Regions from separate parts of the Homo sapiens genome. Here all the other regions are linked to region 2. Evidence: chromatin contacts called from ENCODE Hi-C or POLR2A ChIA-PET data. All regions are on one chromosome and are shown on one strand. The core of a region is the stretch at or near the end of the contact, and the rest is flanking DNA. Distances in the headings are between cores, read along the strand shown. Region 1 holds the start of SNX21 (sorting nexin family member 21). Region 2 holds the start of SYS1-DBNDD2 (SYS1-DBNDD2 readthrough (NMD candidate)). Region 3 overlaps STK4 (serine/threonine kinase 4).

Region 1 (3,130 bases), core at 1-2,500, 470 kb before region 2:
CCAAGGTGTTCCGGGACTTCTTCCAGAAATCCTGCAGCTGCCGCGCCAGGAGCTGACTGCCCCACTGCCCATCAGGTGGGGGGCTCCGTTCTGCAGACACATGACCAGTCATATCAATGGGCCTAGGGCCAGGGTCGACATCAACCACTGACGTGGCCTCACTCATCCTCCCAGTGTGAGGCAGGACTTACCCCCTTTTTACAGAAATGGAAACTGAGGGACAGAGAGGCACCGAGGAGCCAAACACCGTGCCTGGCAGACAGTAGGGGCTAAATTAATAGCTCCACCCTCAAAATATCGTTAATACATCATTTCCATTCGGATCCCAAGCCCTGTACATTTAATGCCTGCAGCAATTCTGAGATGAGAGTGAGTTCTCCCACTTGACACAAGGGAAAACTTGGCTCAGAGGGGGGTTAAGACTCTCTCAAGGTCACACAGCCAAGAGGTGGCCCAGGCGCTTTAAGAAGTGTGGGAGTTTCAGCTGGATCAACTTAGCGCCCTGGATGCTCTGGGAACGCGGCTGGGATGGAGGCCTAATCGAGCCCCAGGGTTCCCGCCTCCGTCCTCCTGCACTCGCCTGCGTCTTCTCCTGACGTCCCATCCCCGAGGGGCAGCTGGTCAGGGCCAGCCTCCTCGTCGTCCTCGTCCTCGTCGTCCTCGTCGTCCTCGGCGCTGGTGAAGCTGAGGGTGCCGCTGAGTCGGGAGGACAGGCCCTCGGCGTCGTCGTCCTCCAGCTCTGAGCTCTCCGGAAACTGCTCGGCCTCTGGACTGGCCGCCGCCTCCCCGGGGCCGTCGCCGGCCAAGGCGTGCCGCAGCCGGTGCAGGAGCCGGGAGGCCATGGCACCCTGGGGGGAGCGCGCGACGCTGTGTACCGGATCCCGGAGGAGGGGTACCCCAGCCCGGCGCAGGAGGAGGAGGGGCGGGGCCCGAACCGGAGAGGGAGGGGCGCGGTGAGGCCCCACCCCCTGGCAGTCCGAGGTCTTGCGAACCAGGGGACCCAGCCAGCATCGCTTTCCCCCCAACCCACTCAGCCTAGGACCGCGTTCCTCCCCGGAGGGGCTCAGGACCCTCCCGATGTCTCTTGCGCCGCCTCGTGCGCCTCTACCTCCTGCGTCCCACGGTGCATTCAGGGGCGCGCCGCGCCCCAGGGGTCCGGGTGCAGCCCCCCGCAGCCCATGGAGGTCGGCCGGGTTCTGCAGGGCTCCGCCGGGCTCAGGCCGCTCAGAGCGCCGCTCGGGCAGCTTCCTGCCGCCGCCCCGCCTCCTGCCCCGCCCGCTCGCCCGAGCCGCCCGAGAATCCCGGGCCCTTGGCTCCAGGAGGGACTTGGGAAGCCTGGGTCGGCCTGAGGGAGTCCCAGGCCTGCCGCAGAGTCATCCCAGTCCGGCCAGGCGCGTACCCTCCTTGAATCCTCCCACCCCACCCACGTCATCTCCAATCTGTCCCACTCATTTCCACCCAACGCTCTTTAACTTCACAAAGTAATTATGCAATAGTAGGGAGGCCATGTCTCCCGAGAGAAAACGAAGGGCCAGGAGAAGATGCGTGATTTGGGTTGGTTGGAATCTGACCTCGCTGAGCCTAGGTTTTCTCATATGTAAAACAGGAACAATACTGCTAAAACTAATTTTGCAGCTCTTGTAAGAACGCTCGTCCCGTGCCTGGCATAGAGCAAAGGCTGACGAAATGATCACTTACATAATGATTATTGTTTCTACAGTGTTCACAGGCTTGCACAATCTGATTTGAACCTCACACATGGGAAGTAGGCAAACAGGGAAACTGAGGACCAGAGAGGGTGAGTTACTTGGCTTAACCACACAGCTTGCCAGAGGTTTCTTTCTTTCTTTCTCTCTCTCTCTTTCTTTCTTTCTCTCTCTCTCTTTCTTTCTTTCTTTCTCTTTTGAGATGGAGTCTCACTCTGTCACCTAGGCTGGAGTGCAGTGGCACCATCTCTGCTTACTGCAACCTCCGCCTCCCTGGGCTCAGGTCATCCCTCCCACCTCAGCCTCCCCAGTAGCTAGGAATAGAGGCGTTCGCCACCACACCCAGCTAATTTTTGTATTTTTTGTAGAGATGGGATTTGGCCATGTTGCCCAGGCTGGTCTCGAATTCCTGGGCTCAAGTGATCCACCTGCCTCTGCCTCCCTCAGAGGTTTCTGAGTATGGGGCCTGGAGCCCAGGTCCCCTGCTGCATACTGCCCTTTTCCTGTGCAGCAGGCCTGATAATCTCAGTGGCTCCCCAGCTTTGTTTTATCTTTTATCCGCAGGGCAGCTGCAGGTCAAGAAAAAGTTATTGTGGCTTCCTGTCACAAAGCCTAGGTATCAGTTGTTAGGGCAGATTTTGATAGTTATACAATACAATAAATAAAATCAAAATCTCTCCAAAGTAGCTCCTACCCTTTCTGAGTGGCACAGGAGAGAAGGGTGGGGGAAAATGCCTTGGGATAAGCAGAAGGTATTTCAGCTCCCTGCCCTCCCATGTGAGCAGAAAGGCTGGGGTTCTTATTTTCTGAGGGTCCACTTTCTACATCCTGCTCTAGGCACTTTACTGTCACATCTCTCCCTCACAGCGTCCTGGGGAAGAGGCTGTAACTGGACATTAATGGTCCATTTTCAAGATGAAGAAACTGAGGCAAAGTGACTTCCCCAAGATCCACATCTGGGAAATAGAGGGGCTGGGATTTTAAGCCTAAGTTTGTGCAATTTTATTTATTTATTTATTTATTTTTAGAGAGGGAGACAGAGTCTTGCTCTGTCGCCCAGGCTGGAGTACAGTGATGCAATCTTGGCTCACTGTAACCTCTGCCTCCCAGGTTCAAGCAATTCTCCTGCCTCAGCCTCCTGAGTGGCTGGGACTACAGGCATGTGCCACCATGCGGCTAATTTTTGTATTTTTAGTAGAGGTGGGGTTTCACCATATTGGCCAGGCTGATCTGGAACACCTGGCCTCAAGTGATCCACCTGCCTCTACCTCCCAAAGTGCTGGGATTACAGGCGTGAGCCACTGTGCCTGGCCAGTTTGCACAATTTCAAACCTCGAATTACTCTTCATTTGGCTTATGGGCAAGATATTGGGACAAAAAAGGCATACTTCATTCATTAATTCAACACTCACTCATTCACCAAC
Region 2 (3,310 bases), core at 175-2,674:
GGCTGAGGCAGGAGAATGGCGTGAACCCGGGAGGCGGAGCTTGCAGTGAGCCGAGATCCTGCCACTGCACTCCAGCCTGGGCGACAGAGGGAGACTCCGTCTCAAAAAAAAAAAAAAAAAAAAAAAAGAACTGTGCTCATCACCACGCCACAGCTGCCTCTTAGATGTAACAACTTATAGGCCTCCTTTACACTTTACAAAGTACCTTCTTATTCCTAAACCCCTCTGGGCCTTGTAACATTTTGTTGAGGGCAACATGGTAGGAGCATCCGGCCCACTTTTCAGAAAAGGCTCAGAAAGGGGAAGCAACTTGCCCAAGGTCCCACAGCTAGTTTTATATGTTTAGGCCTAGACTGAACCCTTGCTTTTCTGAACCCAAAGCACATGCTCTTTATATTGCAGTCCACGACCTCTCTGCAACTAGTCTCATGGTTTTGAAGACAGGAAAACAAGTTCACAGAGGTGACATTTGCCCCAGGTCACACAGCTAGTAAGTGGATCTTAAACGGACGCCTGTCTGACCCCAAAGTCCAGGCAGTTTCCACTGTACCCGCACGAATGCTCTTTTATCCACCCCTCTCTCCGATGTGGCACCTGAGAACCTAGCTCAGAGAAATCAAGTCACTTTCCCAGAGTATCAGAAAGGAAATGTATCAGAGTTGCCTGGAACACAGACGTGTTTATTGTATTAACATCCAGGCCCTTTTCTTTGTACTAATCAGCCTCTGCTGTCATTCCATTTTATGGATGAGGCAGCTGAGGCTCAGAAAGGTGAAATCCCTTTCCCAGGGCTACAAAGAAAGAAGGTGACCCAGCCACGTCTACAGCACAGTAGTGATGGACCACAAAGCCTACTCGGGGAGGCCGAGACCCCACCCGCCCCAGTCCGGGGACCCTACCTCGGCGTCGAACATCTGGTCCAGCGAGGGGCTGCTTCGCACTAGCCCGTCCACCAGCGCCAGCCACAGGCCCAGCGAGCCGTAATACACGGTCTGCATGAGGACGATCTGCGACAGGATCAGCAGCGGGTCCCACACGTAGCTGCGGAACTGACCCGCCATGCCCTGCAGGGACACGAGCCGGGCCTCAGCCAGCGGCCTGTCTCCATGGCAACGTCGCCCCGCCCGGGAGGAGGGACTGGAACCAAGGGGTGAGCCCATTCCAAGAGTCAGGGGGAAGGCGGGGCAGACAGACCCATTCTCAGAGTGAGGGGAAATCCAGCCCATTCCGCCTGCGCGGCCCCCGCCCGTACACGAGCTCCTCTGGGGTCTACTCACCAGTGACAGACTCGACGATCGAAGTGTCTGAGCGTGGCCCGGCCTCACCGGCGGGCTCCCAAAACAGCGCTGACAGACAGGACCATGGAGGAGAGGCGCTGCCGGCCTAGAGAGGCAAAGCTCCAGCGACCACGGCGGCAGGAGCGGCTGCGTAGGAAAGAAACGTTTCCGGGGAAAGCAGCGGAGGGGCGGGGCTGAGGTTGCGCAGGCGTAGTGGGTGCAACCTCTGCCTGAACCTCCTGAACCAGGTACAAGCAGCCGGATAGCGAACTGAGCACATGCGCAGAAGGAAGAGTGAAGGCAAACGGAAGAGAGGAACGAAGGCCGCAGAGCTTGCGCGCCCTCTAGAGGGGAATTCTTTTTTTAAAGGAAGGCGGCTAGGGGAGAGGCAAGTGGGGTGGCTTAGGACGCGGTAATGATGTTTGGGAATTAACGAGGTGATAAACTGTGTCGTTATTTTCAGCCTAAATTCTCAATGTTTTCTCCTAGTTAGAGTCTGATAACTTGAAGTGGACCTGCAAGCTCCTCCACGTAGGAGTTTGCCAATGTTCCCGCTGTACAGATAGTTAAGCTAAGGGCCAGAGAAGGAAAGCAACATACTGTTTCAACGACACAGTTAGTAGCAAAGTAAGTATTAAAATTCAAGTGTTGGTCGGGCGCGGTGGCTCACGCCTGTAATCCCAGCACTTTGGGAGGCTGAGGTGGGCGGATTACCTGAGGTCGGTGTTTCGAGACCAGCCTGACCAACATGGAGAAACCCCGTCTCTGCTAAAAATACAAAATTAGCGGGGCGTGGTGGCGCACGCCTGTAGTCCTAGCTACTCGGGAGGCTGAGCCAGGAGAATTGCTTGAACCCGGGAGGCAGAGGTTGCAGTGAGCCGAGATCACGCCATTGCACTCCAGCCTGGGCAACAAGAGCAAAACTCCGTCTCTAAATAAATAAATAAATAAATAAATAAATAAATAAAATTCAAGTGTTTCCTCAACACTACAACATTGATTTCGCACCTACTCGGTGGCAGGAAGGCTAGAACATGTATATATAAGACAGCCCCTGCCCTGAGACACAGATGAACTATATTAGAAGGCAGAGTAGTGGGTGTTTTAAAATGTGGGTGTCCAGTGGAAAAAGGCACAGGTTCTGAAGTCGCACATAGGAGTAAATCCTGACCCTCTCTGCTGCCATGACTGTTTTATCTATCTTCCAAATCCGAATAGTGGACAGTCAGTAAATATTTGCTGAATGAGTTAAGAACAGAAAAAGCAAGAGCAAATCGATAACTCACTTATTCCTACTCCAGCAGACGAAAACCCATCAACTTCATTGATCCTAGGTTCCCCCTCTCTGAAGTGGAAAGACGGGAAGTAAGTTGTTCCAGGAAAAGAATTTGGGTTTTAGGGCCAGCTATGCCACCCAGTGTGACCAGCAAGCCACTTCCTTCTTTAAACCTCAGCTTCCCTGTTTATGAAATGAGGAGTTGGACATGATTAACGTTTTCCACCATTTAATCTACCTTCCAGTAATTATTTTCTCATTAAAAAAAAAACTTAGGCTGGGCACAGTGGCTCATGCCTGTAATCCCAGCACTTTGGGAGGCTGAGGCGGGCAGATCACAAGGTCAGGAGTTCAAGACCATCCTGGCTAACATGGTGAAACCCCATCTCTATTAAAAATACAGAAAATTAGCCGGGCCTGGTGGCAGGCGCATGTAGTCCCAGCTACTCGGGAGGCTGAGACAGGAGAATGGCGTGAACCTGGGAGGCGAAGCTTGCAGTGAGCCGAGATTGCGCCACTGCAGTCCAGCCTGGGCGACAGAGCGAGACTCCGTCTCAAAAAAAAAAAAAAAAAAACGTATCAAAGAGCCATGTAACTGCCAATCAGAATTTCTGAACAGCTTGTGGTAGCCGTGTTATCACCTTGAGCTGATACAATTCCAGACAAAAGTAAAGAAACTTGAGACTTTATTGAGAGTGTGCGATTGTCCTTATCATTTGGAAATACCCTGAACAGTTCCCCTGGACTCCAGTTGGGG
Region 3 (2,839 bases), core at 249-2,748, 310 kb after region 2:
ATGTATTAATCTCATTTGCTCTTCATTAAATCTTACAGCTATAATTATTAACCCAGTGCTACAGATGGGGAATTTGAGGTTTGAAGAATTATATAATCCATTGAGGTTAACACAGCCCGCAAGTGGTTGAAATCAAAATTGAATCAGGTTCTGTCTGACTCTGGGGTCTGTACTTTTTCCTTTTTTTTTTTTTTTGAAAAAAAAAAAAAAAAAAGATAGGGTGTCCCACTGTTGCCCAGGCTAGAGTGCAGTGGTGCAATCATAGCTTACTGCAGCCTCAAACTCCGGGTTCAAGTGATCCTCCTGCCTCAGCCTCTTGAGTAGCAGGACTACAGGTGGGCACCACCATGCCTGGCTAATTTTTTAATTTTTTGTAGAGACAAGGTCTAGCTACATTGGTCAGGCTGGTCTCAAACTCCTGGGCTCGAGGGATCCTCCCGCTTTGGCCTCTCAAAGTGCTAGGATTACAGATGTGAGCCCCGCACCTGGCCAGGAGTCTGCACTTTTAATGAAATGTCACCCAACATCTACTACTATTGGCTAAGTGCTTTCACACTCATTTTCTCAGCTAAACAGAGAGAGAATGAAGCACGGACAGCAGTAAAGCCTATATGCGGGGCAGCATTAGCATACAGAGAACCCACGATTTAGTCACTTGCCTTGGTAACAATGAACTGGCAAATTTTCCTAAACCCAAGTTACCATAGTACTAAGTAGTTAGGGGAAAGAGATGGTGGCTTTCTCTATCTGCAAAACGGAAAATCCAGACAATCCCAACTAACTTTTGCTAAAGTTCCTGTGAGAAGTAATCAAAATTTCATGGATAGAGGTTCCCTGGGGACAAATTTTGGCTGAAAAAAAAAACAAAAAACAAAAAAAAACTACTATCTTTACACACAGCTTTGAGCAATGATTTGAACTACTTCCAACTTGTGGAATTCCCTCTTCTCAGAAATGACTGCAGGTAGTCAAGCAAATGTGAGATGATGCCTCTTGTTGGAAATATAGCAAGAGCTGGAAAATATGTCCTTTAAGACCCTTTTCAATTCTGAAAGTTTATCATTCTCTGATACAGTGTTGGAACAGATGATTGAGAGAGACAATGGCTTCTAGGAATTCAAGACATGCCCATCTGTCACCTGTGCTTACAGTGAAGCCACACAGAAGTTAACTATGGAACAGTCCTTCCTAGGGCCTAAGGTGCTAGGATACTTATTGCAGTTCTTAGGCTCCATTTCTGAGCCAGTCTGGACTCAGCTCTTTTTCTCACCATGTAGTTGAGATTAAAATTATCCTGTAGTTTAATATCAGAGAATAAATGGCCACAAGAATGAACGCTAAAGAAGAAGCCTGCCAAGCAGCCATGGATCAAGCAGTCTCCGAACCAAACAAAGGAAATGAAAAACAGTCTCAGGCTCACACAGGCTGATACTGTTTTAAGCAACCTCTTGAGGTCAAAAACCGCAGGCATTTAAGTCCTGCTCTCAAAGCCATTTCAATAACTGAGTTAAAAACCCAGCTCAAATCAGCTAGCACGATCCACCAGCAGAACCAGGCTACTGTGGTTCTGAGACAAAGATGACATTCATTTACCATGTGGTTTCTCAGAAAGCGTATCTACACAGCAGGTTTCCCTGGCAATTTTGGATACATATGTCTTTTCCAGACTGCTGTTCTTGGCTAGTTTTCTGAAAGAAAAGAGCACAAAATCTCATTATATTCCAAAGCACAAATAAATTCAGTCTCAACATACTTTAAACCAAGCTTTACAGGAAAAATAAGAAGTTGAAACAAAAATAGTGTACCCTGTCAAGAACAATTTAGGATAGTCTTCTCACCAGAAACTGCTCGACAGGACTACTTCAGTAAAAAGCCATTAACAGGCAGTGCTGTTGACCTTGGCTAGCTACTGGGCATTCACATGGCACTGCCGGGTCAGAAACCTAAACACCAAACATAGTCTCCATTCATCTTTCTTCTAGCACAGAAGAAAAGAAACTCATCAGAAAAAGTTTAAAAAGCAGAGCATGGAGATTGTCCAGAAAGGTGGTGGCAAGAGTCTGAGAGCGCAGGTGCTGATGGTTAAAACCCCAGCTTAATTCACACACTCAACAGGCAAAAAAATGCAACAATAAAAACAATCACAAAGACTCAATCCCCAAACCTCCTGTTGACAAGAAAAAAGCCTGGCTTAATATATTAGAACGACCTGAAAACAACCCAACTCCAACCAAAAAAGCCCCAAATGTTAAATGCCAAGTAAAAAGAGGATGATTAAATCAATCAAAAGAATGTAATGTGATGGGCTACTATGTGACCCTTAAAAATGATTTCACAAGTGTTTTTAATGATATGAGAAAATGTTTAAGATATGTTAAGTGAAAAAAAATCAAGATTTATTATGCATGCAGAATGATCTCAGCTGTGTAAAATAATATCTAAGTATTAAAAAACTGGAAGGAAATGTTAAAATGTAATTATTATTGCTGGGGGGGGTGGAAGAGTTGTAAGAGACATTTTCTTCTTTAAGCTTTTCTTCAGTCTCTAAACTTTCTATAATGAGTGTGTTTTTACAACTAGAAGGTTAACAAAATAGCATTGTAACATTATAGAAGAGCAAACCAACACCAAAAAAGAAGAAAATAATAACATTTATTAAGTGCTTATTGCAGGCCAGCAGTAAGGACCATTGTCCTAAAGGTGCTTTACGTGCATTACAGGTTTAGTATCCCTTATCCAAGATGCCTGGGACCAGAAGTGTTTTGGATTTTGGATTTTTGGATTTGGGATTACGCAACCTGCATCTCATTTGATACTCACGACAGCCCTATGAAAGAGG

The links. Hi-C counts contacts between places; a loop is a spot of excess contacts on that map. ChIA-PET counts read pairs that join two places held with the same protein, here RNA polymerase II (POLR2A). Pooled maps may share reads with other maps.
Region 1: a loop to region 2 is called in a pooled map, with 3 times the contacts of the local background. The contact joins the promoter of SNX21 here to the promoter of SYS1-DBNDD2 in region 2. A Hi-C loop is called at or near these places in 8 of 50 pooled maps. POLR2A ChIA-PET finds 5 or more read pairs at or near these places in 3 of 52 experiments (A673, AG04450 and naive thymus-derived CD4-positive, alpha-beta T cell).
Region 3: a loop to region 2 is called in a map with no recorded cell type, with 16 times the contacts of the local background. The contact joins the enhancer-like site here to the promoter of SYS1-DBNDD2 in region 2. A Hi-C loop is called at or near these places in 5 of 37 single-sample maps with no recorded cell type and 6 of 50 pooled maps. POLR2A ChIA-PET finds 5 or more read pairs at or near these places in 3 of 52 experiments (GM10248, OCI-LY7 and PC-3).

The regions. Positions count from the first base shown.
Region 1 is chr20:45,831,919-45,835,048 of GRCh38, reverse strand. SNX21 (sorting nexin family member 21) reads right to left here and starts at 1,250. Exons shown (of 4, transcript NM_033421.4): 1 at 1,109-1,250; 2 at 581-848; 3 at 1-90. The coding sequence starts at 1,129. It also overlaps a transcript of TNNC2 not described here. RefSeq lists silencers at 667-716, 757-876, 897-1,206.
Region 2 is chr20:45,361,283-45,364,592 of GRCh38, reverse strand. It overlaps SYS1-DBNDD2 (SYS1-DBNDD2 readthrough (NMD candidate)), which reads right to left and starts at 1,424. Exons shown (of 6, transcript NR_003189.2): 1 at 1,278-1,424; 2 at 900-1,064. SYS1 (SYS1 golgi trafficking protein) reads right to left here and starts at 1,437. Exons shown (of 4, transcript NM_033542.4): 1 at 1,278-1,437; 2 at 900-1,064. The coding sequence starts at 1,061. LOC124904914 (a long non-coding RNA gene) reads left to right here and starts at 1,225. Exons shown (of 2, transcript XR_007067609.1): 1 at 1,225-1,525; 2 at 1,767-2,237. RefSeq lists an enhancer at 1,268-1,707.
Region 3 is chr20:45,051,935-45,054,773 of GRCh38, reverse strand. The region is part of intron 10 of STK4 (serine/threonine kinase 4); the gene reads right to left. Among named protein-coding and RNA genes, the nearest start is that of KCNS1, 48 kb to the left of the region's middle. Within about 2 kb of position 1,498, at least 7 of the 41 ENCODE cell types and tissues checked have a DNase peak (open chromatin) inside an H3K27ac peak, as active enhancers do; they include OCI-LY7, where a contact is called at or near this core.